Regions from separate parts of the Homo sapiens genome. Here all the other regions are linked to region 1. A link is a loop called in an ENCODE intact Hi-C map of the cell type or tissue named here. Cell type or tissue: GM12878. All regions are shown on one strand.

Evidence for each region. Hi-C counts contacts between places; a loop is a spot of excess contacts. Peaks named below come from ENCODE experiments on the same cell type or tissue, not always from the same donor. Only the 100,000 strongest peaks of a DNase experiment are listed, where the experiment ranks them.
Region 2: it touches region 1 in a loop (16-fold over the local background); 99 of 110 quality-filtered maps call a loop at or near these places.
Region 3: it touches region 1 in a loop (2.9-fold over the local background); 6 of 110 quality-filtered maps call a loop at or near these places.
Region 4: a loop joins it to region 1, with 4 times the contacts of the local background. A loop is called at or near these places in 8 of 110 quality-filtered maps.
Region 5: it touches region 1 in a loop (2.3-fold over the local background); 4 of 110 quality-filtered maps call a loop at or near these places.
Region 6: it touches region 1 in a loop (3-fold over the local background); 30 of 110 quality-filtered maps call a loop at or near these places.
Region 7: a loop joins it to region 1, with 2.2 times the contacts of the local background. A loop is called at or near these places in 10 of 110 quality-filtered maps.

The regions. Positions count from the first base shown.
Region 1 is chr13:26,183,144-26,187,143 of GRCh38, forward strand. It overlaps a transcript of RNF6 not described here. Among named protein-coding and RNA genes, the nearest start is that of RNF6, 37 kb to the right of the region's middle. RefSeq lists enhancers at 3,002-3,171, 3,222-3,271. In GM12878, CTCF peaks have their summits at 1,756 (motif pointing right) and 3,554; DNase peaks (open chromatin) are centred at 1,788 and 3,448; H3K4me3 peaks cover 1,420 bases; H3K27ac peaks cover 1,053 bases.
Region 2 is chr13:26,494,662-26,498,661 of GRCh38, forward strand. No RefSeq gene overlaps it. Among named protein-coding and RNA genes, the nearest start is that of WASF3, 61 kb to the right of the region's middle. RefSeq lists a silencer at 2,049-2,218. In GM12878, a CTCF peak has its summit at 2,125 (motif pointing left); no DNase peak of the experiment used is centred here.
Region 3 is chr13:26,604,328-26,608,327 of GRCh38, forward strand. The region is part of intron 1 of WASF3 (WASP family member 3); the gene reads left to right. Among named protein-coding and RNA genes, the nearest start is that of WASF3, 49 kb to the left of the region's middle. In GM12878, a CTCF peak has its summit at 1,733 (motif pointing left); no DNase peak of the experiment used is centred here.
Region 4 is chr13:26,870,935-26,874,934 of GRCh38, forward strand. No RefSeq gene overlaps it. Among named protein-coding and RNA genes, the nearest start is that of GPR12, 110 kb to the left of the region's middle. In GM12878, a CTCF peak has its summit at 2,142 (motif pointing left); a DNase peak (open chromatin) is centred at 2,066.
Region 5 is chr13:26,403,118-26,407,117 of GRCh38, forward strand. It overlaps CDK8 (cyclin dependent kinase 8), which reads left to right. Exons shown (of 13, transcript NM_001260.3): 13 at 839-2,121. The coding sequence ends at 964. Among named protein-coding and RNA genes, the nearest start is that of CDK8, 150 kb to the left of the region's middle. In GM12878, no CTCF peak of the experiment used is centred here; no DNase peak of the experiment used is centred here.
Region 6 is chr13:26,253,992-26,257,991 of GRCh38, forward strand. It overlaps CDK8 (cyclin dependent kinase 8), which reads left to right and starts at 138. Exons shown (of 13, transcript NM_001260.3): 1 at 138-778. The coding sequence starts at 651. RefSeq lists a silencer at 143-742. In GM12878, a CTCF peak has its summit at 1,899; a DNase peak (open chromatin) is centred at 80; H3K4me3 peaks cover 3,715 bases; H3K27ac peaks cover 1,312 bases.
Region 7 is chr13:26,373,089-26,377,088 of GRCh38, forward strand. All of the region lies in intron 4 of CDK8 (cyclin dependent kinase 8), which reads left to right. Among named protein-coding and RNA genes, the nearest start is that of CDK8, 120 kb to the left of the region's middle. In GM12878, no CTCF peak of the experiment used is centred here; no DNase peak of the experiment used is centred here.

The DNA.
Region 1 (4,000 bases):
GTTCTATAGAAATCTGTTATATGCTTTTGCTCTAAAAGTATTTGAGGCTTAAAAATCAGCAAAACTACAATAGTATCATTCAGTTTGCTTTCAAATGGGAAAAACTTGTAAAACTTGACACACGAGAACAGATTCACTAATTGTTTTCCCTTTATAGAGTATTGACCATGACATTACAGAGAAATACAATAAATTGTGAAGGAAGCCTCACAATTTAGAAGCGCCAATGTGAGGAGCTCAAAATCAATGAGACATGTAAAGCAATTCTACTTTTTCTTCCTTCCTTTCTTTCCCCACTCTGCCTAGACACTTTGGGCATCTGTGTATATTTGCTGGTAGGTGTTTTATTTGTGAGATAGGATGGGGATCAGGACTCTAATTCACTTATGATCATTTGCCTCCCTGCGTATATCCATAGTAGATTGTGAGCAACTTGAAGGTAGGAGCAGCTTAAACAGATTCTGAAACATATTACTTTTTGCAGAAGTGAAACTGAGAAGGTAAAATGGAATGTTAGCCATGCAGTAAAAAATAGTTTTGGACTAATACAGAATAGCAACTGAATTATTTATATATACAATTCGCAGCTTAGCAAACAATTTCATGGTTAACTGCATTCTGTGCTATACTTTTCACTCATATTCTCACAGAAAGTATAGATTACTTTGCTTGAAAATTCATAAAAAATCTACAATATATTCCTCGAATTATTTATATATTTTTATATATATAAAATATAGGTTTTTTTATACTTATTTATATATGTAATATATACAATATTTATTTTTTTATAATTATTCATATATATACATACTGGTGGAGCTGCCCTCCACCAGCAGATAAATAAAATATATATATATATATATATATATATATTTTTTTTTTTTTTTTTTTTTTTTTTGAGACAGAGTCTCGCTCTGTTGCTCAGGCTGGAGTGCAGTGACACGATCTCGGCTCACTGCAAGCTCCGTCTCCTTAGGTTCACGCCATTCTCCTGCCTCAGCCTCCCGAGTAGCTGGGGCTACAGGTGCCCGCCACCCACCACGCCAGGCTAATGTTTTGTATTTTTAGCAGAGACGGGGTTCCACCCTGTTAGCCAGGATGGTCTCGATCTCCTGACCTCGTGATTCGCCCGTCTCGGCCTCCCAAAGTGCTGGGATTACGGGCGTGAGCCACCGCGCCCGGCCGCCTCAAATTATATTCTAATCAGTCTCCCTCAGTTTAGCCTCTGCATAAAGGCACTTTAAAAGTCTTCGAACACTGAACTCTCAAGTGAAAAAGACATGTTGTTGTATAAAAATCTGTTTTATGCTTTTTGCTCTAGAAGTCTCTAAGGCTTAAAAATCAGCAGGGCATATTCTGCTATCAAAACTACAACAGTATAATTTAGTTGTCTTCAAAGTAAAAAGATTTGTAAGACTTGACATATGAGAACAGATTATCTAATTGTTTCCCCTTTATTGAGTATTGGCCATGATGTTACAGAGACGAACATTCAGTTTTGAGTCACTTCTACTCGCAGATGTTTCAACGTTTCCTGGTCCATAATGACTGCACAATACGAGTATCTCTGCCTTTTAAAGCTGTTCTGGCTTAAAACAATGCCTCACCTTACATTTTCTATGAGTGAAAATAACGTAGATTGAATGCTAAGCATACACACTGTGCAGGCCACAAAGGATAAATCTGTGGACTCCTGCAGAAGGCAGGCGATCCAAAGCAAATGTCCTTAGCTGCCCTCCACCAGTAGAGGGCAGCCCTCTCCCTACAAACTGTCTACCTAGTGAGCTCCAAAGTGCGCTGCAGGAAATTATTTTAGAACTTGTAGGTATTGTTATCATTTTATTGATTGATTGATTGATTGACTATTAAGACAGGATTTCACTCAGCCACCCCAAGCTGTAGTGAAGTGGCACAAACACGGTTCATTGCAGCCTCAACTTCCCAGGATCAAGCCATTCTCCCACCTCAGCCTCCCAAGCAGCTGGGACAACAGGCGCACACCACCATGCCCGGCTAATTTTTTCAAATTATTTTTTGTACAGATGGGATCTCACTATGCTGCCCACGCTGGTCTCGAACTAATGGGCTCAAGCTATCTGACCGCCTCGGCCTCCAAAAGTGCTGGAGTTACAGGCATGAGCCATCATCCCCGACCAAGGTATTATTTTTATTTTAGCTTTTTAAAATTTCTATTTGGTGTGCTCTTTGTAATAATACATAAATATATATATGAGCATGCATTACATTTTTATAACTTATAAATAAATACATATACATATACATTTGAAGTGCATTTTTTTTAAAAAAAGTTGTTACTTGGCTGGGCACAGTGGCTCACGCCTGTAATCCCAGCACTTTGGGAGGCCGAGGTGGGCGGATCACGAGGTCAAGAGATCGAGACTATCCTGGCCAACATGGTGAAACCCCGTCTCTACTAAAAATACAAAAAATTAGCCTGGCGTGGTGGCAGGCGCCTGTTATCACAGCTACTTGGGAGGCTGAGGCAGGAGAATCGCTTGAACCCGGGAGGCGGAGGTTGCAGTGAGCCGAGATCGTGCCACTGCACTCCAGCCTGGGCAAAACGAGCGAAACCCTGTCTCAAAAAAAAGTTGTTACTTAAAGTAATGCATTGTCAACAGAAGTGTAGAGGCCATGATTCTAAACTTGTGTTCTCTACGCCTAACTACGAACCTTGTGCCTTTCCAAAACCAAAGGTCACACTTCTGGAAAGTTCCTTCCTCCCTCACATTCAATATCTATTTAGAGAACACACACTATGTCCTAGCTTCTGCTAGGTTCTGAAAATACAGTAAGAGGCAAAAGAGCCATAGCCCCTCCCACCCCGTGCCCTTATGAAACTTGCAGTCTACATAAACATAGATATGAAACAAACACAAAATGTATGTTTTAACCCTAAAATGCGATAGGGAAGCCAGTCAGACGATTTACTCGGGAGTAAGAATTCAGGTCATTCACCAAGGCGCCCATGTCAAAGCTTCATCACCCGCCTCGCGGCCCTAAAACGTGTCAGAGTCATGATACACACAACGCAGAGGAAAAGTTCAAAAACAGATCTTAAAAAGAGAAGTGAAAGCAAGCGATCAAAACATTTCTGGAAATCTGACACATCTGGAGTGCCGTGTGGAGACGCCAGGGCGCGTGGAGCTTTGAGCAGTTAAAAACCCAGACCGGGAGGCCAGTGCGTGTGTAAGACCGCGTTTCTCTGCAAGGCTGTCCCGCGGCAGGAACGCGCTCGTTGGGCCGCAGAGCAAGAGCGGGACGCGCCGGGGGGCGTCTGCGTGGCACGTGGGCCCCGCAGCCAGTCGCGCTACCGACTGGCAGTCAGCGGAGACGCTTCGGAGCAGGTCTGTTAGGGCGCGCGCACACACATGCACGTGCACGAGCGCACGTACACGCGCACACCGCCAGCGCGGACCCTGACGGGGCCGAGCCTCGGAATTGGGCCTCCTCGGCCGCCGTCGTCTTCTCAGCTCTCACAGGGCCCGCAGCGGCGCTATACCTTCGGCCACAGGTAGCGCGTTCCTTCGCTGTGCTGACCGTCGATCCCGGGGGCGCTAGAGCGCCGGCTCCGGGGAGGGCAGGGAAGCGTCAGGGACCTTTCTTCTTCTTTTTTTTTTTTTCTTTTTTTGAGACGGAGTCTCGTTCTGTCGCCCAGGCTGGAGTGTAGTGGCGCGATCTCGGCTCACTGCAATTTCCGCCTCCCAGGTTCACGCCATTCTCCTGCCTCAGCCTCCCGAGTAGCTGGGACTACAGGCGCCCGCCACCACGCCCGGCTAATTTTGTGTATTTTTAGTAGAGACGGGGTTTCACCGTGTTAGCCAGGATGGTCTCGATCTCCTGACTTCGTGATCCACCCACCTCGGCCTCCCAAAGTGCTGAGATTACAGGCATGAGCCACCGCGCCCGGCAAGCGTCAGGGACCTTTCTAGAGCCTTGCTTGGCCTGAGGTCCGGGACTGGGGCTGTCCCCGCTTCCT
Region 2 (4,000 bases), 310 kb after region 1:
GAGGGACTGTAATCGCAGACTGCTAATGGGATTTGCAAATGTCGTCTCAGAACCACTATCTGCAATCCTCAAGAAACGTGACATGGGAGGAGTGCCAAAGGACTGGAGATGGATAATATGAGAGGAATTTTCCAAATGTGGAAGCAATAAGAATATATTGAACACTAGATTGAATTTCACTCAATCTTTCTCTGATGATTCAGAGAACAATTAGAATTATGCATTGCTTCAAGGTCATTGCACCAAATGAAGCTTATTGCGTACTGTAAATGGGCAGATGTTCACATTAATGCACAAACTGTTAACAGTTAACAGCTTTCTGGGCAACAGGGCTTGATTTGTTAATAATCTCTGCCAGTTACTGGGCACCCCATGTGCCAGGAGCAATAAGTGTTTTCCTTACGTTTGCTTCTTTCATCCTTTCTGCCACCCTGGGAGGTTGCATTTTGAGGGCATTGAAACTTAGAGAGAAGGAATCGCTTCCTTCTCCACAGCTATACAGGTGACATGATAAGAGGCAAGACAGCAGCACAAATGTTAACTTAATTTAAAGGTAATTGATCTTAACCTCTACTCTGTGCTGCCTAGAAACATCCAGACTGCATTCCATGAGCGAGAGGCCAAAGAGAAGCCAGGAAAGGAGACAGAAAATAAGCAATCATGAGAACAGGCTCCTGAGAACAGCAATCATGAGGCTCCTGAGACATTCCTCACACATTTCACCTCTAGGGCACATTTCCCATGTTTTTTCCTGCAGGATAAACACAGTTTTACATGAAAATGGCATGAGCTACTTTAAGTCAAGGTTCAAAATCACGTCATGTGAAGCAGATTTGATCTGATGAATGGGAATCTAGGCACGTTCCCTGTTGATGTAGTTATGGTTTCCCGTCCTTACGGCCAATACACATCCTCTGAGACCAGTCTATTATTTATGTTTTGTTCATATAAACAACCCCCCAACTTTCCTGTGTTCTGCACTAAATTACTTATTTTTTAGTAGCCATGGGCCCTGGTAGGAAGCTAACAAAACCCTCAAGTCAGATAATTGAGGGAAGCTTAATGAAGGGGCTATGCACGAAGATCCAGGCAGGGTTGAGGAAAACCAACAGGGTGAGGATGAAGATGCCACAGCTCCGCAGCTCACCCGCCCTAGAAGGACCAGGACCAGGAGCAGAATCCAGAGCTTGGAGAGGACAGCTGGAGGCAAGGCTGTCTGCCCTGAGCCAGGACCTGAGCCTCCCCAGCAGGGAGTGGGCTGGAGAATCTGTATTCCAGCCTCACTTCCTTCCCACCTGCAGATGCTGGCAGGGCCTCCCAACATAAGTCACAGAGCAAGAGAGCCTGATCGTTCCCAGGACACAGAGCAAAGTGGAGGAAGCTGCAAGATGGATCTGGGAGAGTGAAGAGAAGATACCCTAGCACAATCCCCTACTCCTCCCCCAAAATGAAATTAAAACAATGAAAACAGAAGCAAATGGAAAAAGCAAAGCAATAAAATAAATGAAATTATATATGTGTGTGTATATATAAAATACATGTTTTTTAAAAAATCAAAACAAAAAACACCCATCAAGAGGTCACAAACTGGAGGCCGGGCACGGTGGCTCACGCCTGTAATCCCAGCACTTTGGGGGCTGAGATGGGCAGATCACCTGAGGTCAGGAGTTCGAGACCAGCCTGACCGACATGGTAAAACCCCATCTGTACTAAAAATACAGATATTAGCTAGGTGTGGTGGCAGGTGTCTGTAGTTCCAGCTACTTGAGAGGCTGAGGCACGAGAATCACTTGAACCTGGGAGGCAGCGGTTGCAGTGAGCTGAGATCATGCCAGCCCGGGTGACAGAGTGACTCTGTCTCAAAAAAAAAAAAAAAAAAAAAAAAAGAGAGAGAAAAGAAAAAAGAAAAGAAAAAAAAAAAGAGGTCACAAACTGGCCCTCGAGCAGAAAATAGCCCCAAGACAATTTGATTTGGCCTGGTACTTGTCTTACAGACATTTGAACATTTGAATTTATTGCCAATATATAAACTTGGGAGGTTTTACATAGAAATCTGGATTTCCTGTGTTTCTTGAACAATCCAAAGATTCAATGGCCCCATAGTGGGAGCTGAGGGCCTGCTGCCCTCTGGAGGGAAGACAGAGAGCTGCAGCCTCCAGGCACTGTGGCGCCCGCCCCCGCCCTCCCACCTCTACTTGACTGATGTCTGCAAACTGCTGGGCCTGGGTAGGCAACTTAGACTTACACCGATCCAGAGAGGCCCATGCAACTGAGTAGAAACAGTAATTCTAAGCTCTCTGGTCACCAAAGCAAAGAGGGAAAAGGATAGGGTTCTTTATATTATAAAAGTAAGAATACCAATTCATCAGAAGAGGAAAGTTTTAATAGTTTCAGTTCTGAAAAATACCCATAGCAGAAAGGCACATCAGCTCTTTTTCTCCTACAACTTTTGATGCTCACGAGAAGCTCAGCCCAAGGCGGAGAGGAAATGGCTGTAGCAATGAAGACTGCAGAGTTCCTGCTATCAGCTGCTGCTCAAAACCCCTCAGTGGCTCCCCATTGCCCCGGAGCAATGATTCTCAACAGGGGGCAACTTCATCACCCAGGGGACACTGGGCAATGACTGGAGACGTTTTTGATTGTCATGACTGGGAGGCGCCACTGGTATGTTGTAAGCCCAGCCAGCAATGCTGCAGAACATCGCACAATGTACAGGACAGCCTCCTGCCCTGCCTCACAACAAACAATTATCCAGCCCCAGATGTAAGTAGTGCCAAAGCCAAGAAACCCTGCTCTAGAATCAAGTCCAGAATCTTATCCAACTTCCAAGATCTCCATTGCCTGGCTCCTGCTCCTATCAACCATCTCCTCCTTCAACCAACCCTGCTCCCCGACTCACACTTGGTCATTGGTTGCCCACTCCTTTTGTGCCATGTCCTATGTTTGGCCTTTTGAGTATGCTGTTTCTTCCATCTGAGACACAAACTCGTTCACCTTCATCACCTAGGGGCAGTCTATGTCCCTCAGGGATCATCATCTATATCCCTTAGACATCACTCCACTTCCTTAAGGGAGCCTGTCTCTGAAACCCCCAGGACACCCTGCAGGATGGTAATGACCACACTTTAGTGTCATCTCTGGACTAAGTCTGCGAGGGCAGGGAGCGGGGCTGTCTTGACTACTGAATCCCCAGTACCTGCATAGAACATGCACCCGATCTGGCCACACACCCTCTAATCTCGGTCCTCTAATAGTCTTAAATAAATAAAATCCAACTTCTACCAGAAGCTTTAGTTTTGTCTCCAAGATAACCAGCATGAATCAAGCAGCTCTGGGGAGAAAGCGGATGAGTTTGAGAGCTGCACTAGCTCACTTCCCAGCAAGCGCTGGCTCTGGCAAGCCCTTGCAATTCTACCTCCCACAAGAAAACATTTGGTTTACAGGTTGGTCTGACTTGGCTTTGGAATACCAAGAACACAATCAGTATAAGTACCATCCAGTGTTAGTCAGCACGGATTCACAGAAGTTCTCATTCTACATATTTATTAAGAAATCCATCAACCCACACTTTTCTAGACAGAGCAATTTCAGACACTTCCTGTCTCCAAGAAGTCATTGCTAATATTGAATTCCAATAGTATGCGAAACTGTGGCTGGCAGCCAATAAGAGATGCTTTAAACCCCAACTCTCCCTTGATAGCCCGGCAATTTGTGAGTAACTTATCAGGCAGCAGAATTCATGGAGCTCTGAAGGCTGGGCCTTTCCCCTCTGGTGGCAAGAACTGGGTGAAAATTGATAGCCCCAGTGGAGCCACTTTTGGAATCAAAGTTGCATCCATACTTGCCCTGAGTCCACAACAGAATATAATTTTTCCAGAAGACTTGTCCATATACCCCGAAGTGACATGGGGCAATGCGGGGACACATTTGCTTTCTCCAACTGGAAGGCAGGTGCCATTTCTAGACCTGACTAGCGCAAGGCAGGGTTGGAGGGGGTGCC
Region 3 (4,000 bases), 420 kb after region 1:
GCCTGTTGGATAAGAGCTTTAATTCATTCATCATATGTAAATGAGGTGGTACTCTTTGCAATCAAAGCTGTTTAATGAAGGTCATGATTAGGGGGAAAGAGTCAGGCGGCTGTTTTTAAGTAAGGTTGGTGTATGCCTGAGATTTCACTTATAAACTTATAAATACATAATTAGTATTGAAAATTACTGTTTAATGTGCATCCGAAGTGCTTTGCATTTTTTTGGTTGATAAAAATAAATGTATTTGAAGAGTAAGTTACTGAACTATAAAAAAAAGAAGGAGTCCATTTAGTAGCAAAATTACACGATGCTTCTCATTCTACATTCTGAAATAGGCTATTTTTAGCATCTCTTTGAATCAGGGATGAATTCTAGTTATAGGGTTCAGTAATTAAAGCAGAGAAAAATACAAAGTAGTTTGGGCAAGAAAATCTTTTTACTTGGGTTGGATTTGTTTCAAGGTTTAAACTGTCATCTCAAGGGCCTCCCTGGAAGCCACTGTTTTTGTAATCTTTGTGGGGTCAAGAGCAACAGAAAGTGCCAAAAGATCAGCCAAGGACACAGTGTCCCACTTTTTTAGAACAGGGGAGTTTTAAAACTTCTGGAATCCTGGTATTTCATAACTGGTGATCTTGTATCTGTGTTCTCTGCACAATCCTGGACAGAGGCGCCAGGGTCCTTTGGTCTCTCCCTGTCTTTCCTGTCCTCAGGCCCTTCCTTCTGGTCAGTGCTTCCACCCTCAGGACCTCTGCCCCTCTGTCCAGCTGCCCTGCTGGCCCCTGGTTTTCCTCCAGTTCTCAGTCTGCCTTTGAGTATTGCTAAAGAAAACTGCTTAATGATGCCCTTGGTACCAGTCCACATTTGTATTTAATGATGGTAGATTATTCAGAATGTTGCTGAATAGCTTCTTTACTTGGTTCTAGTCAGCAGTCTTTGCTCAAGCTGGAAGCCTTGTTTTATCATGAGAAAGTTATTATTATTTTATCTTTTTATGCCCGTTACAAAGAAGCTCATTAACTGTTTGGTGGAGTTGAAACAACTGTTGATTCAAATTCTCATGCTCATGCTTGTGTGGCACTTAAAAGTGGTGATCACAGAGGCAACTCAGGGTCACTAAATACGGGGCAAGTTCAGCTTTTCTAGTTGAAGTAGATTAGGAAGATGCATTTTTTTTTAAACCTCTGCATTTGGGGAAAAAAAATAACTTTCACAAATGTTTTTGAGTGTTGTCTATGTGCCAAGTATTGTGCCAAGTGCTGGAATTAAAAAGAAAAAGATTTGTCACAGTGAAGAATGGAATTAGGGATCAAAGTATTAGGATCCACAGGTGGCTGCCCGGGGCCAGACCTGTCTACTGTGAACATTAAAAAACGAAGCTTAACTGTTACCCGAAGGCAGAAACATCGATTAGATAATCGAGTTTTCCTTTGGAAACCAATTATATTTACTACGGATTTCTAACCATTTTCAACCTCTAAATTTTTTTATTTCTAGTAGTTCACTTTTTGTTGTGGTAATGAATAACTAGGCAAATGCAAGAGTAGAACTCAATTTGAACTTAAATCATCTTGGTTTTAGGTTTTTGTTTGCTCATTTGTTTACTATTTGTTTTGTTCTGAATCCACATTGATTGAGAGGGTGCCATGAATTCCTTTCTGTGTGAAACCCTGGGATTGGTACTGAGATGCAGTGAACATGCCCCAGCTCTGGTGGGTTGTTCAGGCTGGTGGGGCGGCACCTGGTGGTGCAGTAACAGTACTTGGTGCTCTTTATTGCTTGCTAAATGAGGTAGACGGCTCTTCCCATGGGTTAGCTCATTTAATTCTCACAGTCTAATTTTTGTAGTTAGGGAAACTTAGGTTTAAATAAACTGCTCAGAGTTTTCTGTAGCCTCACAGGAGACAGACAGGTGGATACACACACACTTTATTTCAGGAGCAAGTTCTCCATCTGGAGCTGTTTGACTTTCTCTTTTTTCTTTTCTCTTTTTTTTCGTGTGTGTGTGTGTGTGTGTGTGTGTGTGTGTGTGTGTGTGTGTCTGTGGCGGGGACAGGATCTCACTCTGTTACCTAGGCTGGAATGCAATGGTGTGATTGTAGCTCACTGCAGGCTTGACCTCCCAAGCTGAAGCGATCCTCCCACCTCAGCCTCCTGAGTAGCTGGAACTACAGGTGTGCGTCACCATGCCCAGCTAATTTTTTTTTTTTTTTTTAAGATACGGATTTTGCCCTGTTGCCCGGGCTGGTCTCAAACTCCTGGGCTCAAGCAATCCTCTTGCCTCAGCCTCCCAAAAGGCTGGGATTACAGGTGTGAGCCACTGCCCTGGCCCTTTGACTACCTCTCGTAGCACAATATTTAGTTGGTGATAAGAGTTTATCTTCATGTTGACTTTGTATACTCTTTGCATCTCAAAGGACAGAAATCAGTCTCTTGGTGTCACTGTTCCTCTCTTGTTTACTGCAGCTGGAACCAGTCTTCTGTCGTAGCACTTTCCATGCTCAGTAGTCCCCCCATATCCGAGGTTTCACTTACCGCAGTTTCAGTTACTGGCAGTCACCTGTGGTCTGAAAATATTAAGATAATTTTGTGCATGCACATGAGAGAGAGACCACATTCATGTGACTTTTATTACAGTATGTTGGTGTAATTGTTCTATTTTATTATGAGTTATTGTTAGTCTTACTGTGCCTAATTTATAAGTTAAATGTGCCTAATTTATAAAATAAGTTATCATAGGTATGTCTGTATAGGAGAAAATTTAGTATATAGGGTTTAGTACTATCCGCAGTTTTAGGCATCTGCTGAGTGTCTTGGACTGTATACCTCTCAGATGGTAGGGAGGGTTCCTGTGTCTCTCCACTTAACACTTTCTAGCTTGTGGTGTGGTATTTTTTGATATAATGCTTTACGTTTGTGTGATTCATAGTTATATTTCTAATGCCTAATAGTGGGCTAGTGTCAAAAGGCAAATTAAAAATCTAATTAAAAATAAAGATCTAATTGGCTTTTATTTGTGATTCTAGCATTGAATCGTACCTCATTCTGTAAAACAGGATGGGTGTTCCAGTGAACTGAGGAGAGGAGCTTGGCTTTATAGGCAAAAAAAAGGCTGAAGAAAGCAGAAATAAAGAATGAACAGCAGATTGGTCATTTCAGAATTACTTTCCTTACAGGGTTAAAACAGAGGAAACTTTTCTTATTATCCCAGCTCAGGTAAACTGGGCCTCTTCTGATTGGTGGCCATGAATCTCTTATTTTTGTTTTTTGTTTTTAATAGAAAACTGGCTTGTTTCAGAGCAGTTTTTTGTTTTGTTTTTTTTTTGAAACAGGGTCTTGCTCTGTCGCCCAGACTGGAGTGCTGTGGAGTGATCTCAGCTCACTCACTGCAGTGTCAGCCTCCCGGGCTCAGGTGATCCTCCTGCTTCAGCCTTCTGAGTAGGTGGAACCACAGGAGTGGGCCCCCATGCCTAGCTAATTTTTAAATTATTTGTAGAGATGAGGTCTCCATGTGTTGCCCAGGCTGGTCTCAAACTCCTAGGCTTAAGAGATAATCCTACCTAGGCCTCTCAAAATGCTGGGATTACAGGCATGAGCCACCGTACCCAGCTGAGTTCAGTTTAAGTGGTAGTTACCACAAGTGATTCCATTCTGGTTTGGTGTGGTCTACTGGGGCCTAGTACAGGAGCTCAGTCCGAAATAATGTACCCCTCCCCACCCCCCCGTCCCCCTTAAACTGTGTTGAACAGTAGTAAATGCTTGAATGAATTGAAGAGTGGTTGATGTGGTCCAGATCGTTGCCTGGGTTATCAGATTCTCTGGCGAGGGACTGTTAGCCCAGAGGTATGGGCCACTCATGGATCTTTACAATGCCATATCAGGCATGGGTTCCTTTTTCTTTGTATTTTACTAGGCAGTTATTCATTAAATGGAAGAGAAAGAAAATATTATCTTACGATTCTTGTATTTAGATCTGTGGTAAGTAATTTTTGAGTGAATAAAG
Region 4 (4,000 bases), 690 kb after region 1:
CCCAGAAACACTCTTTCCTTCCCATGATTTCCTGGCTGTCTCCCTCACAGCATTCTCTGCAGAGAAGAGTTACTTGGCTGTGTGTCTGTAACATCCCTACCATCCCTCTGGGTGGCATTATATATTCATCTTGTCTATTTGCTTATTGTCAGTCTCTTGTGCTGGACTGGGAGCTCCCTGAGGGCAGGAATTTGATTTTGTTCAGTACTATGTCTCCAGGGCCAAGAACTGTGCCTGTCTCAACAAATATGTGTCAGATAAATAAATGTTTCTGGTAGTTACACGTCTATTCACTTATTTTTTTCTCTGAGAACTTTAGGGTGGGTGTGTGGGAGGTGTCAGTCTATACACATCTTAGTTAAGCTCCCTGCTCAAAAATTTGTTGTATGGATGAAGTGCCTTGCTTTCAGCCAGCTGGAAATGATAATAAATGTCCTTGGTATGATTTGTAAGACCTACCTAATTTTGGAGAGACCTGTCTGAAATTAACATTGTTAGTTGCATCTCACCCCTACCCTCATGGAATGGCTGACCCTTAAAGAAAGCTGACTATGTGCCAAGGACTGTTCTAAGATCTTTTCATACATTGATCATTTAATCCTCACAACAGCTTCAAGGGAGGGTGTGACCATTATCTCCATTTTATAGATTAAAAAACTGAGGCACAGAGAAGTTAGTGAGCCCTCAAAAGCCTCATCTCTAGGAAGGAAATGGAGGCAGAATTTAAACCCAGCAGTCAGCTCGAAAGACTGAGCTATTTCTTACTGCAGCCCAGACCCTGGGGAGAAGGCCACATCTGCTCAGCAGTCAGCCAGCAGCCCTCACCTGTAATGGACACTAATTAGCTGATTTGCTCATCGGTTCTCAGGAAGAAGTTTGACCTGTACTACATGCGGACTGTGGTGAACCTTTTATTAAATATACATCTCAAGCTGGGAAAATAGTGAGCTACTACTTCCTTTTAGAATGTAATATTGCAAATGTAGATCTTCCCACATTTCTAGTTCTCACTTTTGAGACTATGCCCTTAAGGGAGAGAAAATAAGGGACCAACACAGCCTTCTTTGCCCCCAGGGATAGCTGGGAGTGGGGAATCTCTAGGGAACTGTATCCTGCTAACTTGAGCACAGGCTTGTTTACCATGGGGAACAATTCTCATTCTTTGGTGAAATTGTTTAGTAATTGTGCTGACCTCACTCAAGGTCATTAGCCGGATATTGCCTCTGGTTTGTGAATAGGTTTATTTTCTTCTGGACATCCATAATAGTGTGAATCAGGGAGGTTTATCATTTTAAAAAATTATTCCTAGTTTTCATTGCATGGATAATCATTTGCTGTCCTTAACACATAATGATTGATCACTGGGATGCAATATGGTGTGGAAAGTGCGTGGCTTTAGTGCCATGTAGACTGGGAGTTCGTTTCTGTCTCTGCTACTTACTCCAGTGTAGTTTTGGGCAAGGCCATCAGCCTCTTGGAGCCTCCGCTTCTTCATTCCTCCTTGTAGCTTTGCTGTGGGTATGAGGGATAATGAATGTCAAGCCCACAGCAGGGGTTTGATTGCTCTGGCTGTTAGTATCAATATTATAACATATGAACGAGAAGCCTTCCCAACGCGCCTGCCAAAGCTCTGACGGCCGCTCTCTACGTGCACAGGACAGTCACCATTCCCAGGTGAAAGGCAGGCCTCCTGAGGCCGGTGAAAAGGAGCAGGAAGACAGCAGCATGGCCCAGCGGTGAAAAAGAAAATCACATGTGTGCCTTCTGACCACTGCCTAAGCCTGTTTTGCATTGAGACCAGTGTCCTGGTGACAGTTTCCTTCGGCTGCGATGGGATCTCACACTGCTCCCTCTTTGATCTGTGGCCTGGGTTTGCGTGGAGAGGGCTGAGCTTCTGCAGGCTTCCGTTGTCCCCCAGGGCGCACAGGTTGTGACCGTGCATGGGAAAACACCAACAGCTCTGCTTTTTTACTTTCTCCCAGAGTTGCTCATCTCCCTGCCTGGCTGACCTTAAGAACATTTTCCTATGAAGCCATGCCCTACGTGACATAAACCCTGGGACCCAGAGAGAAGCCAGAATCCGCCACCCTGAGTAGCCGCTGCTCGTGGGATGCAGGGGAAATGGCGCCCTCTGGTGTTGGCTCAACGCCTGTGTTCAGCACCGGGAGCTGCCCAATTCGGCCTTGAGAGCCAAGTCTCTGCAAAGCAAACTTTACATGCAAAGCGTTGTTTGGCAGAAATCCTTTTCCACAAGAGGAAATCTCTGGGTGAAAAGCACTATGCCTTTAATGAGAAGGAATCAGGTGGTTATTGCTTTAATGGACTTAAGCGTTTGGCAGTCACATCGCAAGCTCAGCATGGAAAAGAGCCCTACCGTGGGGAGAAGATTCTCCGCGTGCCCCAGTCTCTCTTAATCTTTTAAAACTTTTACTTCAATATCTCAAGAAGTGCTGTAGAATAGCAGAAGCGATGCCCCTTTCCAAGTGTGACAACAGTGACATGCAGTTCACTTTCCCTGGCGTGGTCCTGATGGAGCTTCAGTCAGAGGAGGCGGCCCTCGGTGAACCACCAGCCCATTTACTGTCTTCTGAACTGCAGCAGTAGCATAAACTACCTGGAGTGATAGGGCCTCTCCGCCGGATGAATCATCCCACTAGATTCAATGAGAAGGGAATTGGGAGGCAGCACCGTTGGCTCTAGGACACTTAAATACCAAATCCCCTCACCCCTTTGCATCTTGCTAGCCCAGAAAAGACTTTAAGGTGATTGTCAGGCATTAGGCTATGAAACCAAAGGTGGGGAAAGCACCGTTTATCAAAAGTGATCATACGGAACTGCTCCATTCTTTGCTTATACTTAAATCTCTCCATAACCAAGAAGAAAATGTGATTGAGACATAGATTCTTTCCCTGGGCTTTGTGGAATAAACCACCAGTCACCTTGTGGGTGCAGTTCTGGGCCAGAGTTTTGGAGAGAGTGTTAAAGCATGACAATAAGCAGGTCTAATAATAGCCTTTTCACTAGACCCCAGGGGATCACTGGCAGCCTCAATTACTCTAGCTTTTATTTTCTTTTGCCCTGTATTAGCTGTAGTCGCCCTTGAATGCAGAGACTTTTAGCCAGAGAATCTGGATTTGCTCTTTCAAACTTGCCATACATTTCTCCCTCTCTCATCATGCATTATACTCTATCTCATCTCAGATGGTTCTGCTTCTTAATTATTGTTGTCTGCTGTTAATTGCTAGCAGTGATCTAAGTCTAATGTTCTTACTAATGAGCACAGCTTAGAAGTTCCACATGTAAAGATTTATAAGAGTGGTTGCTTCATTATCATCACTAAATATTCCCAGATATATTCTCACTTGACACGTGTAGAGGCAAAAATAATAAAAACTGTAAAGTGCTGTGAGATATGAGGGAGAATAATGTTCATAAAGGGTAAATTATGGCTGTAGCTTAGACTTACAAAATGCTAGCCATTTGCAGGGTCACACAATAGCAAAGTGGGACCAGAACCCAGGCTCCCAACTCCTGATTGTGTAAGGTGCCCAGTGTGGAGTACTTGTCCTGAAACACACATTTGCATGTCCTGCTAGTTAAATTGAGCATTTGCAAATAAATGGACCAGAATGCTCATTGTGTTATTATTTACAATAGTGAAAATTTGGAAACATTTCAGATGGCCAGCACTAAGAAAATGGTAAAATAAATGATGATACATTTGTACTAAGAATATTTTCTAAATATTATAAAATTATAATTATGTATCATATACAAATAATTGCAATTATATATTTTATATAAATATTTAAAAATCATTTTTGGAGAATATCTAATGATCTGGTAGAACACTCCCAATATAATGTTGAGTGAAATCATATCAGGGTATAAAACTAAATGCAGATAGTATGATAGCAATTTTGTTTGATGTATAAAATAAGAGGAGAAGGAATACATCAAATATTAACGGTGACTTTTTTGAAGTGGTAAGATTATGAGT
Region 5 (4,000 bases), 220 kb after region 1:
TTTCTCTTTGTGCCATTTTAGAATTGAGAATACCGTCCTTCTTACTGTGGTTATATTTTTACTTTTGTATATAAACTTGTAGCAGAAAATAAGATTCAGTAGCTTAAAGGGGCCAGGCACTGTGGCTCATGCCCGTAATCCCAGTGGTTTAGAAGGCTGAGGGGAAGGATCACTTGAGGCCTGGAGTTTGAAATCAACCTGGGCAACATAGCAAGACTCTGTTCCTTCAAAAAAAATTTTTAAAAATTAGCTGAGCATGGAGGTGCATGCCTATAATCCTAGCAATGATTATACCATTACACTCCAGCCTGGATGATAGAGTGACACCCTGTCTCAAAAGAAAAAAAAAATAGTTTAAAGGGCATAAAAATGTATTAATGCCAAAGAAATGGATTCTGTGATACCTTCTCCTATCATACTCACTTTTACTCTTCAGTCATGTGTGTGGGGGTGAGTTTTCTACTGAAGAAAGCATGTAAATAAGCTTTGAATTTTTTATGTATACATCATTAAGTTTCTGGGTAAACATCTCAAGCAAATTTACCAAGTAGATACAAAACAGCATAAAAAGGGGTTACTCCTGTAGAAAAAAATGTATTTGCACAGCATAGTAATAAGCCTAGGCTTAATATTATTTACTAGCAATATTTCTGACCTTCCTCAAGAGAAGAGGATGTTAAAATATTTGGGGTTTTTGTCTTTAATTATAAAGTTAGTACATAGCACAAAACCTATACATCCTTTCTTCCTTGAAACATAATGACACTTCAGTCACATATTGGGATTGAGCTTCCCCTAGAAGCACCTGAATCACACTTTTCCCTCATCTCCTTTCCAGCGTTCCAATCCACATGCTGCCTATCCCAACCCTGGACCAAGCACATCACAGCCGCAGAGCAGCATGGGATACTCAGCTACCTCCCAGCAGCCTCCACAGTACTCACATCAGACACATCGGTACTGAGCTGCATCGGAATCTTGTCCATGCACTGTTGCGAATGCTGCAGGGCTGACTGTGCAGCTCTCTGCGGGAACCTGGTATGGGCCATGAGAATGTACTGTACAACCACATCTTCAAAATGTCCAGTAGCCAAGTTCCACCACTTTTCACAGATTGGGGTAGTGGCTTCCAAGTTGTACCTATTTTGGAGTTAGACTTGAAAAGAAAGTGCTAGCACAGTTTGTGTTGTGGATTTGCTACTTCCATAGTTTACTTGACATGGTTCAGACTGACCAATGCATTTTTTTCAGTGACAGTCTGTAGCAGTTGAAGCTGTGAATGTGCTAGGGGCAAGCATTTGTCTTTGTATGTGGTGAATTTTTTCAGTGTAACAACATTATCTGACCAATAGTACACACACAGACACAAAGTTTAACTGGTACTTGAAACATACAGTATATGTTAACGAAATAACCAAGACTCGAAATGAGATTATTTTGGTACACCTTTCTTTTTAGTGTCTTATCAGTGGGCTGATTCATTTTCTACATTAATCAGTGTTTTCTGACCAAGAATATTGCTTGGATTTTTTTGAAAGTACAAAAAGCCACATAGTTTTTCCAGAAAGGTTTCAAAACTCCCAAAGATTAACTTCCAACTTATAAGTTTGTTTTTATTTTCAATCTATGACTTGACTGGTATTAAAGCTGCTATTTGATAGTAATTAAATATGTTGTCATTGATATAAACCTGTTTGGTTCAGCAAACAAACTAAAATGATTGTCATAGACAGTGTTTTATTTTTCCTGTTGGTGTTGCTGATTTGTGAGCATGCTTTAAGATGAAAAAAGCATGAATGATAACTTCCTTAAAAAGGTGCGGCATCCAATTCAAATATTTTCGTCCTGATTTTAAAGCTGGTTGGTGTAGTGCTATTAAAATTTCGTTCAGTTAATTTTCCTTTTGAAAACTTGTTCGCACGTTGTTTAGGGTGCCCTTACTTCAGCAAAGGAGAAGGAGTAGGAGAGCCTTAGAATTTTTGAGGAAAAAAAAACCTATAACATACAATGTACTGTATCAAACTATTTTACATGAATGACACAAGTATTCTGAATAAAAAATAATTGAACATTGTTAAAAACAAGGTGTTATGTAATAAATTTATTTTTCATAAATCAAAACATGGAGTCAGCTGTCTTTTTTATATGTACAAAGGGTTTTTGTTTTAATTTTAAAATATGCCTTAATAAGTAGCCTCTGAAGAAATCTCTTCACTTTTCATGAAGAATATCTATGTGTCTGTCTCCATAATAGAGTACTGACTTGAGTCTTAGATATGGATCCTTTTTTCCTGCTATACTCGGTACCATAATGTAAGATATGAAACACAGACACCTATCTAATTGGAAGATATTGGTGAGCCTTCAATCGCTGGAATCATTCCTAATTTATTCTGTGTTGTACTGAGAAGGATTTGACTGTTGTATCCCTAATAATTAATTTTCCTCCTCCAGAAAATACAGAAGATTAGGAAAAAAAACTAACTTTTTTCTTAAAAACCCAACTCAATGATATAAAAACATTCTAAAACAAAATCACTGAGGAATCTCTGTCCTTATAGGCCCGACAGTACAGTAATGGTAATTTCTAGGAGCTGAATTCATGTTTCCATTTTAAGTCCTCCTGCCCCAACGCATTCTCAGGATGTGTGGACCTGGTTATGAGTTCCCCTCCTGAGCCCTCAGGAGCTCCCTGCCTTCCATAGTTTGGTCTGGGTTTTTTTTCTTTCTTTCTTTCTTTCTTTCTTTTTTGAGACAGTCTCACTCTGTCACCAGGCTGGAGTGCAGTGGCGCGATATCCACTCACTGCATTCTCGGCCTCCCAGGTTCGAGAGATTCTCCTGCTTCAGCCTCCCAAGTAACTGGGATTACAGGTGCCCGCCAGCACACCCGGCTAATTTTTGTATTTTTAGTAGAGACAGGGTTTCACCATGTTGGCCAGACTGGTCTCGAACGCCTGACCTCAAGTGATCTGCCCGCCTTGGCCTCCCAAAGTGCTAGGATTACAGGCATGAGCCACTGCACCGAGCTGATTTCTGTCAATTTTACCTCTTACTGTGCCTTCTTATTTCCTGTCCATTCTCATTGTTTTCTAATATTGCTCCCTACCGTTAAAGCTGAGGTTTTTCAAGCTTAGTGGATATGAGAATCCTCTGGAGTATTTTTCTGCCCTTCAGGGAGGGCTACTCTACTGACATGAGTTTCCTATGTGAATTTCCAAAAGCGAAACCCATTCTAGAGTGGACCGTTCCACTCTAACGGTACAAGAGCCTGAAGGCTCAATTCTCAGGTTTTTGTTTCTCTGTCTGTCCTCATTCCCTGAGTGATCCTGCGCCATCTCCTCTCCTGTCATTAAACATGGAGGTGACCATTGAGTGTACATCCAGCTAGCTTTCTCCCTGAGCGCCAGGTTCCTGCGTTTACTTGCATCTGTGATAAGTACCATCCACATCCACATGCCTGCCAGCATTTTCTATTCCCTCCCCCGGCTTTATTTTTCTACATAACACTTAGACCTGACTGATGACATCTGTTTGCCAATTTTCTGTTTCTTCCCAGTAGAATGGAAGCTCCCTGAGAGCATGGGTCCTGTTCCATCTCAGACCTGGCTTCTTGATCTACACTTATGCCCTGGGTGCTGCCATCCAGGCTCGTGACTTTAATAGGCTGATAATTCTCAGACTTCTAGTCCAGACCTCCCTGTCCTGTCTGACTCATTCCTACATATTATCTAGACTGAATCTGTCCATGTCCAGAAAGGTGACTCCAGCCTCCAGCCACCGCCTCCTACAGACTCAACCAGCTAGAGGAGGCGGAAGGAGCGCTTGAGCCTAGGGGGTTGGCACCCTCCCCCCTTCTGGCTGTCCAGGCCAGGCAGCAGCCCTGGCACCATCTCTCACACAGGACATCTGTTCCATATGCAAATCCTGCCAACTGTCCCTTGAAAACATATCCTGAGTCGCTCTGTCCTTACCACCCGCACTGTACCACCCTCTACCAA
Region 6 (4,000 bases), 71 kb after region 1:
GGGTGCCAGCGCCAGCAGGGGCGGCCAGCCACCGCGGGAGCGGGCTAGAGTGTGGCCCGGAGGCAGCCCGAGGCTTCGCGACGTTTTTGCGACAGCCGCGGCCGTGTTCCGCGAGTGCCCTCCCTCCTCCTCTCTTTGAGGAGGTACCGGCTGTTGTGCGGCTCTGCCCTTCTGTTTGAGTGTATGGGAGAGTGAGTGAGTGAGTGAGTGTGAGCGTGTGTGTGAGAGCGTGAGGCGTGAGTGCGCGTGTGAGAGGACGAGAGCCCGCCTGGCCGCCCCGCCGCTCCCGCCGCAGCAGGAGCAGAACGCGCGGCCGGAGAGAGCGGCGGAGCCGGCGCCCAGGGAGCCCGCGGGGACAAGGGCAGAGACACCGCTCCCCACCCCCAGCCCTCGTCCCTCGGCTCTCCTTCGCCGGGGGATCCTCCCCGTTCCTCCACCCCCGGCCGGCCTCTGCCCCGCCGTCCCCCTGGATGTCCCTGGCGCTTTCGCGGGGCCTCCTCCTGCTCTTGCCGCATCAGTCGGGCTGGTGCTGCGGCCGGCGGGCGTAGAGCGGGCGGGTTCCCGGGGGCTGCGGCTGCCCGTGCTTCCCCGGTCCCCACCCCTGCCCCCCGGCCCCCCGACCCAGCTCTCCGGCCTCAGAGGCTGTGACAATGGACTATGACTTTAAAGTGAAGCTGAGCAGCGAGCGGGAGCGGGTCGAGGACCTGTTTGAATACGAGGGCTGCAAAGTTGGCCGAGGCACTTATGGTCACGTCTACAAAGCCAAGAGGAAAGATGGGTGAGTGTGTGTGTCTGGGCCGGTGTCCGCGCTGGGCGGCGCTCCCGCAGGCCGAGGCAGGTAGCCCGGAGGGAGAGCGGGCCGCCGGGGTGCCGGGCTCTGACTTCCTCGACGCCGGCCTCTGGCTCCGCCAGCCAGGTTTGGGGAGGAAGTGGTGTACGAGGGATCCAAACCCACGAGAAATCCTGCGTGCCGCGTCTGTGTTCTGCTCTGGTGGTAAGAGGCAAGATGAGCCTCTGCACCGTGGGCTGTATACTTTTCAAGGATTTCAAAGCTGATTCATGAAAAAATTCGTTCTAAAACGCCGGGTTAAATGTTTTTTGTTTTTTTTTTTCCTTGGTCGATTTATTATGGTAACCTTCTGGGGATTTCCTCACCCGCCTCTGGAGTGTCATCCATCGGTCTAGAAGGAAGGCTGTGATCCTTTCCCCCACCAGTTTGTGATCGATTTTTTATCAAATTTGTATTTTATTTGAGGAAAGGAAGGCAGCGAGTGAATGTGGTTCTGGAGAGAGTTCCCCATAGTGATCATCTGCAACATAAATGTTGCAATTGCTATTTAGATATTATTAGCTGTGAATTTTTACATAGAACAATGGGGGTTTGGTGCAGGGTGGGTGGTGGGGAAGAAGGCAAGTGACATAGGGACTATCTCGTTCAGGCGGTTTCCCCCAAATTTAGCGGCTGGCAGTGAACTTTAAATAATCCCTTTGCTTTAAATATTCTTCCCTAGTAACAACTTAATTAAACCTATGACTGGTAATGCTTCCAATTTAGTTTCTTAACAGGCAAGTGAATTGTTCATTTTTTCTCTTTGTCAGTAGATGAATGTCTTGTAATATTGACAAAAGAGAAGGCAATTCTTAGTTGGGGGGAAAATATATTTTATTAACTCCATGTTTTCTTGTAAAATGGATGTTGTCTCTGTTGCCTTTGACAGAATAGAAAATTATTGAAAAGTCAAAGCTTATTATATAATCCTTGGATTTTATTAGAAACGAAGTAGCTTTACTTGAGCATCCCAGTTTAGTCACCTGCTGTATGATGTTTAATCACTTAAAATTTCCAATTAGGTAGGAGAGTATGTTCAGACTACATTAGCACGAAAAAAAAATTCATAAAGCTGAAGTTCCCTACTGTGGGGTAGGGGGGCGCATATTTACAAATACTTTAGTATTCTGGATGTTGGAAAGGAAAGTGTATATTTATTGGACATTTTTCTTAGATTTACTGAAATGTCTTTCTAAAAGTATTTACAATGGACTCTACGAGGAAGATAGGAGTTCTAATTAATTTAGAATGTGTATTTTAGTGCTTTTATGCAACAGTAAAGTGGAACAGATCGGCAGAAGGTAGGGATTTGGATTTGAAAACTTGATATTCTGGGCGCCGCACGTATTTAAAAGTACTTTTTAGCGGAATGGATAGTCTGGTGACACTGGAGAAATCAGCGTCTGGAGATATTGCTGACTCTGTTGTTGTCTAATTAGACTTATTGTTGAAGTTTTACTCTGTAATGACATATATTTTTAAAATTATGTTTGTTAACTCACCATACAATATTTCTCAAAAGCTTTAAACCATCTCCCCTTCCCCCAGTATTATGTAATTTTGGGCATATTCATAAAATCCCCAATCCCATGAGATTAGACATTACAGTACATTTGACCAAACTGACATGTTATATAAAATTCTAGCGCCTTTGCATTATTTTTAATCTGTGTGAGAGAAGCCGGTTCTGTTTTCATAAATTACCAATTTAAGCTAATAAAATATGCATATTTGTTTTAACGTTGTACATTTTATTAGAAAACTAATACTGTGTATTGGCAGGGGGTACTTAAGCACATTTTATATCTCTATGGTCAGGTTTTAATTTAGGCCGTTAAGAATAATTTGAAAGAATAATTTCAATATCTTTGAATTTAAAGATAGTTGAAGGTATAATGTATGGACATTCTTAGTCATCTGTGACAGCTGAAAAGTAACATTGCATTTTGGAAAAAAGAACTTATTATTTGTAATCCTTGGAGTTTGTTTTCCATCAGTCTTTAATGATTCTCTTTATGTGATGAACTTCTATTTTTAATGGATCAAATGTCAAGAGAGTTTTAAAATTACTATCTTTTAGAGATAGTTTTAGAGAGTTTTAAAATTACAGGGATTTTTTTCGGTTTGACTTCTCTTTGTAACCTCACTCTGGTAAAGTATCGCATAGTATTTATGAGGTTCTTTTGATCTTATGTCAGTGAAATGTAATTTAATGCATTTTAGTCCTGGTAAAATAAAATTTGTGGCTGTTTAATCTTTCATAATAAGATGATGATCAAATAATTTGTTTCTAGTATTGATTTACTTTCAAATTACATTATATATTCTGCAGCTGAGATTTGTTCTCTAGGAACTCAGACAGTAACACCTTTAAGGAGAACCTGAGATTTTCTATAAAAGGAAGTAACGCAAATAAGCTTGGTTTAGACATATTTGACTATTGAAATGAATGTATGTAAACGTTGTATCCTTTCAGTTGCCCAGTGAGCATAGAACATGAATAATTGGTAAAATAATTTAGACCAGAGAAGTTAGCTGCTTAAATTATTAAGTTTTAGGAAATAAAATAGCTTCAAAGATTCATTTCTTTGACTTACTTGAGGCATGATTGCATAGTAGGGAAAAGGGACCTTTTATAACTTTGTTAATTTCACATTATAATAGAGTTTAAAGAAATGCACAATAAATCTTGGGATTAATTTGTTCTCACTCGTGTCGCCGTAAATGAGATAGTGTCCTTTGTGTCTGAACACTTAAAGAGTACTCAGTGGGAAGCAGGGGGGTTCATTTTCTTTCTGAGTTGATTGTATCTCCTCTTTGCAGAGTTTAGGCAACCAAACTAATTTTGTTTTAAAGAGTAAGAGAGCGTTAGAAGACAGAAAACAATTTGTGTTTTTAAATTCTAGACTTCAATATTTGCACTGAATGTTTGGATAATTTAAAATATCAATTTGGGATAAGAGGTTTTTCTTCAAAAAAGAAAAACAAAAGGCATTTTCTTAGCAGGGTTTTTAATCTGTTATAATCTATGTTCCAAAGAATAGATAATTATGAGTGAGGAATGAGTGTGTGTTTGTGTGTGTGTGTGTGTGTGTGTGTGTGAGAGAGAGAGAGATACTGCCAACTTTCTTTGGGGCACATTTGTTGAGAGCCCAGAGATTAGTAAGTAGG
Region 7 (4,000 bases), 190 kb after region 1:
ATACGTAAGTAACCCTTTCCTCTGGCTAGTTCCTTCTCATCCTTCAATCCTTAAACGTCACCTCAGAGAGACCTTCCCTCACCATCCTGTACATACTAGTGCCCCCATTATTCTAATTCTCTTTTTCTTTCATTGTACTAATCATAATTGGTAGGGTTTTTTTTACATATATTTGTTTGCATTTTCTAATGTCTGTCTTCCTTATGTGATAGATACAGTGTCTGTTTTGTTACCCACTATGACATGCCAAGAATGGTACCTGATAGATAATTGGCCTTTGCTGTGCTGTATGAATGAAGGAACACTAACTGCTGGACATAATTACAGCCTTTCTAGAAAGCAAGAATTATCAAGAATAAAAAAAAAATCATTCCTTTTGATATAACAATCTTTTAACAAATTTTCTTAAAGATATTATAAAGAATGGTGCAAGGGCCATCACAGAATTGATGGTACTAATTACAAATTATAAAATATTTACATGTCTAACAACTAGAGAATAGTTTCACTGAATTATGACACATAGAAAAGGTCAACTGTTATGTAGTCATTAAAAATTTTGATAAGTTTAAATAATGTTTCAGTGTTACAGACAAAAGCAGACTATAAAATACTGGAAATAAAATACAGTGTAAATATATCAACAAAAAAATTTATCAAAAACAGTAGTTAAATTTGAGTAGCTAATTGTATTTCCTTAATTGTATTTGAAAATTAACTTTCCTGCAAAAGCATATGTTATGTTCTAGAGGGGAAAAGAGATAGTGTGTGTTTTTTTAAGTATCAGAAGTGTTAAAAAATTTCATGAATGGAACAGGCGCAGTGGCTCACGCCTGTAATCCCAGCACTTTGGGAGGCCGAGGTGAGTGAATCACGAGGTCAGGAGATTGAGACCATCCTGGCTAACATGGTGAAACCCCTTCTCTACTAAAAAAAAAAAAAAAAAAAACAAAAAACAAAAAATTAGCTGGGCGTGGTGGTGGGTGCCTGTAGTCCCAGCTGCTCGAGAGGCTGAGGCAGGAGAATGGCGTGAACCTGGGAGGCGGAGCTTGCAGTGATCGGAGATCACGCGACTGCACTCCAGCCTGGACAACAGAGCGAGACTCCATCTCAAAAAAAAATTCATGAATAGATTCATGCGATTATGAGAACTTATAAGAATCCAGAAGCTATTTCACAATAAAGAAGGGCCTTGCTCATTATCGTCAGTAAGTAGGGAGAAGAATTTTCTTGCTTTAATTAAATTTTTGTTATTATTACTTGTATATTAAACTATTGTCTAGCCCATGTGGATCACAGTATATTAAATGTATATAAGAAAATTAGCATATTTAGTCCAGCTACAGCAGGTGGTAAATTCCTATTTAAGAACTGACAAATATCACTAAAGATATGATAAATAGGCTGAATATAAAAGCTCTATAAAAACACTCTTATAGTATATGAAATGTAAATACAAGATTTAATAGCAAGAGAAAAGCAATATATTAGGAAAATGGCAAAAATAATTTAATATACCTTTACTATCTAGAATATAATCAACATGAATATATTAGCTTAATAAAAGTCTTGTCAATAAAACAAAACTACAGAGTAAGTCATATGATTACCAATGAAAGGTATGCAAATTAAAATATGTTACATTATATATCAAGCTAATAAAATTATATGATGTAGATATGAGATATACATTGCTTTTGGTTTTACAGATTGATTTTATTATACTTGATGGTGTTATTTCTAGAAATGATAATGTTGAATTCGCAAAATCTGTTAATACGTATCAAGAAACCTTAAAAATGTTTATATTCTTTACCCAGCAATTTTAGGAATTTTTGATAGATGCATGCAGAAATGTTTTCAAGGCATTTTTTTTAAATTTAAGGACCTAGGAACAACCTTAATGTTTAATAGGAAATGAGCTATATAAATTATGGTAAATTCATATCAGAAAAGTAATTTTGTAAAGATTCTATCAGAAGAGTAATTTCCAGATTAAAAATTTTAATGATATAATACTAAATGAGAAGGATGCAAACAATATATTTAGTTTGATGCCTTTTAAATTTTATAAGGAGAAAAAAACCAAAAAGATTACTCCAGAACGTTTAAAGTGATCATTGTTAGTTCAGAGATCATAGATGATTTTGTTTTCATTGTGCTTTTCTTCATTTTATGAATTTTATCCATTGAGCGTGTATTACCTTTGAAGCTTAGAAAACAAAACACGAAAATCTCTTGAAAACCCAAGGTGTACTGTGTTTTGGAGTTGATGAAGAGGAGGATGTTGCCCAGCTTCACTGCCTGCTCACTGTCCAGGCTTGCCAAAAGATAGCCTATCACTCTTAAGATACAGACACCCTTTTATATTGCAAATGGAAATGCAAAATGATTCAACACCTGGAGAAGTAAATTTGATGATACATAACAAATCTACCTATGCATATATCTTTCCACACAGTAAATTCTGCTTTTAGCAGTTTGTCCTAAAAATATACCACAACAGTGTAAACATATATGCACAAAGTTCATTGCAGCATTGTTTCTTAATTACAAGATATTGGAAACCACTTAAGCAGGCAAGCATATGACACTGAGTAAACTATGACATAAAATATGCACACAATGGAGCATCTATGGCTGTAGAACAGAATGAAGATGTCTGTAAACTGATAAAATATGATTTATAGGAGATACTATTACATTTAAAAAGTTTTTAAAAGTCCAGTTTTAGAACAATAAATCTGTTAGCATGATTTGATCTGATAATTCTACTTTTGAGATTTTATCCCAAGGAAATTATATGGTGCATGTATCAGGGCTTTGGGGGATGGGCGAGGAGCATAATTTTACACTGGCAATGGGAACATCGTTAGGGTTACTGCCAAAAAAGTAGGGGGTGGGAGTGGCATAACCAAGTGTCTGTTAATAGAAGAATACAGTATAGTTAGTAAAAGTAATACACAAACATCTAGATTTGTCAAGGAAGTAATACTTGGGAAGATAGTAGACAAAGCAAAGTTAGTTTTGTTATACCACCAAATCTATAAATTAACATCGTTTAGAATAATAATTGGAATTAGAGTGATTTTCAGATTTCAATGTAAGCTAGGTTCGCTTTTTTAATACATCAAGTTAAATTAATAATAATGAAAGAAAGGAACTATTTTGAAAGCTAAAAGTTTTCGATACTGTCTCTGTGCCTTGATACTTCTCCTTTAAGATGCATTTGGTCTCCTTGATGTTATTCAGCCTTCTAGTCTTCAGCTTAGTTATCTCTTCTTTCTTACTTGACTCATTAGAATTTGTTTAAACTGTTATAAAATTTTACAGCTTTTCAAAAATGCAATTAATCAGATTTGAAAAAAATCCATTTCCATCTATTAAAAAATATATACACATGTTAATATGTGTACACATTCTTTATTAGAAGTAAGTTGTATCTGTGCCCAGCAATTGAAAAGTGTGTTTTCTCTTGCCATGCAGTTTTTGTACTGTACATCCATGTTGCATTTTTAAGGAAGTAATATTGCCTGTGCTAGGCTCTGCTACAGGAAGTAAATGATCTTTGTGTCAGTGAAAATAGAAGGTTCTATCCCATATTGATCTCTTAGCACTTAAACTAGTGTGCTATGCCTCAGTTGCCTAAAATAGGCAGCTTAAGAATTTTGTAATTTAAAAACTCAAAACCCCATAGTATCTGCAGAAAAAAAAGAAAAAACCCTTGGGTTTTAAGGATACTAATTTAAAGCTAATCTGAACAATGTTTATTATTTTAAATATGTTTGATGATAGACCATTGACGAAAGACCATTTTAGTTTAACTTGGTATTAATAGAAATAGACGAAAGCAAAAGGTAGGGTTAGTAGAATGGATTAGAGAAAAATAAGAGGGAATTATAAAAAGAAAATGTCATCTTTTATTAGCACTATTACTCTTGTGAAGTTAGTCCTTGTTTTATAAAATATTTTGATTTGCATTGAAGATGACAGTCAAATA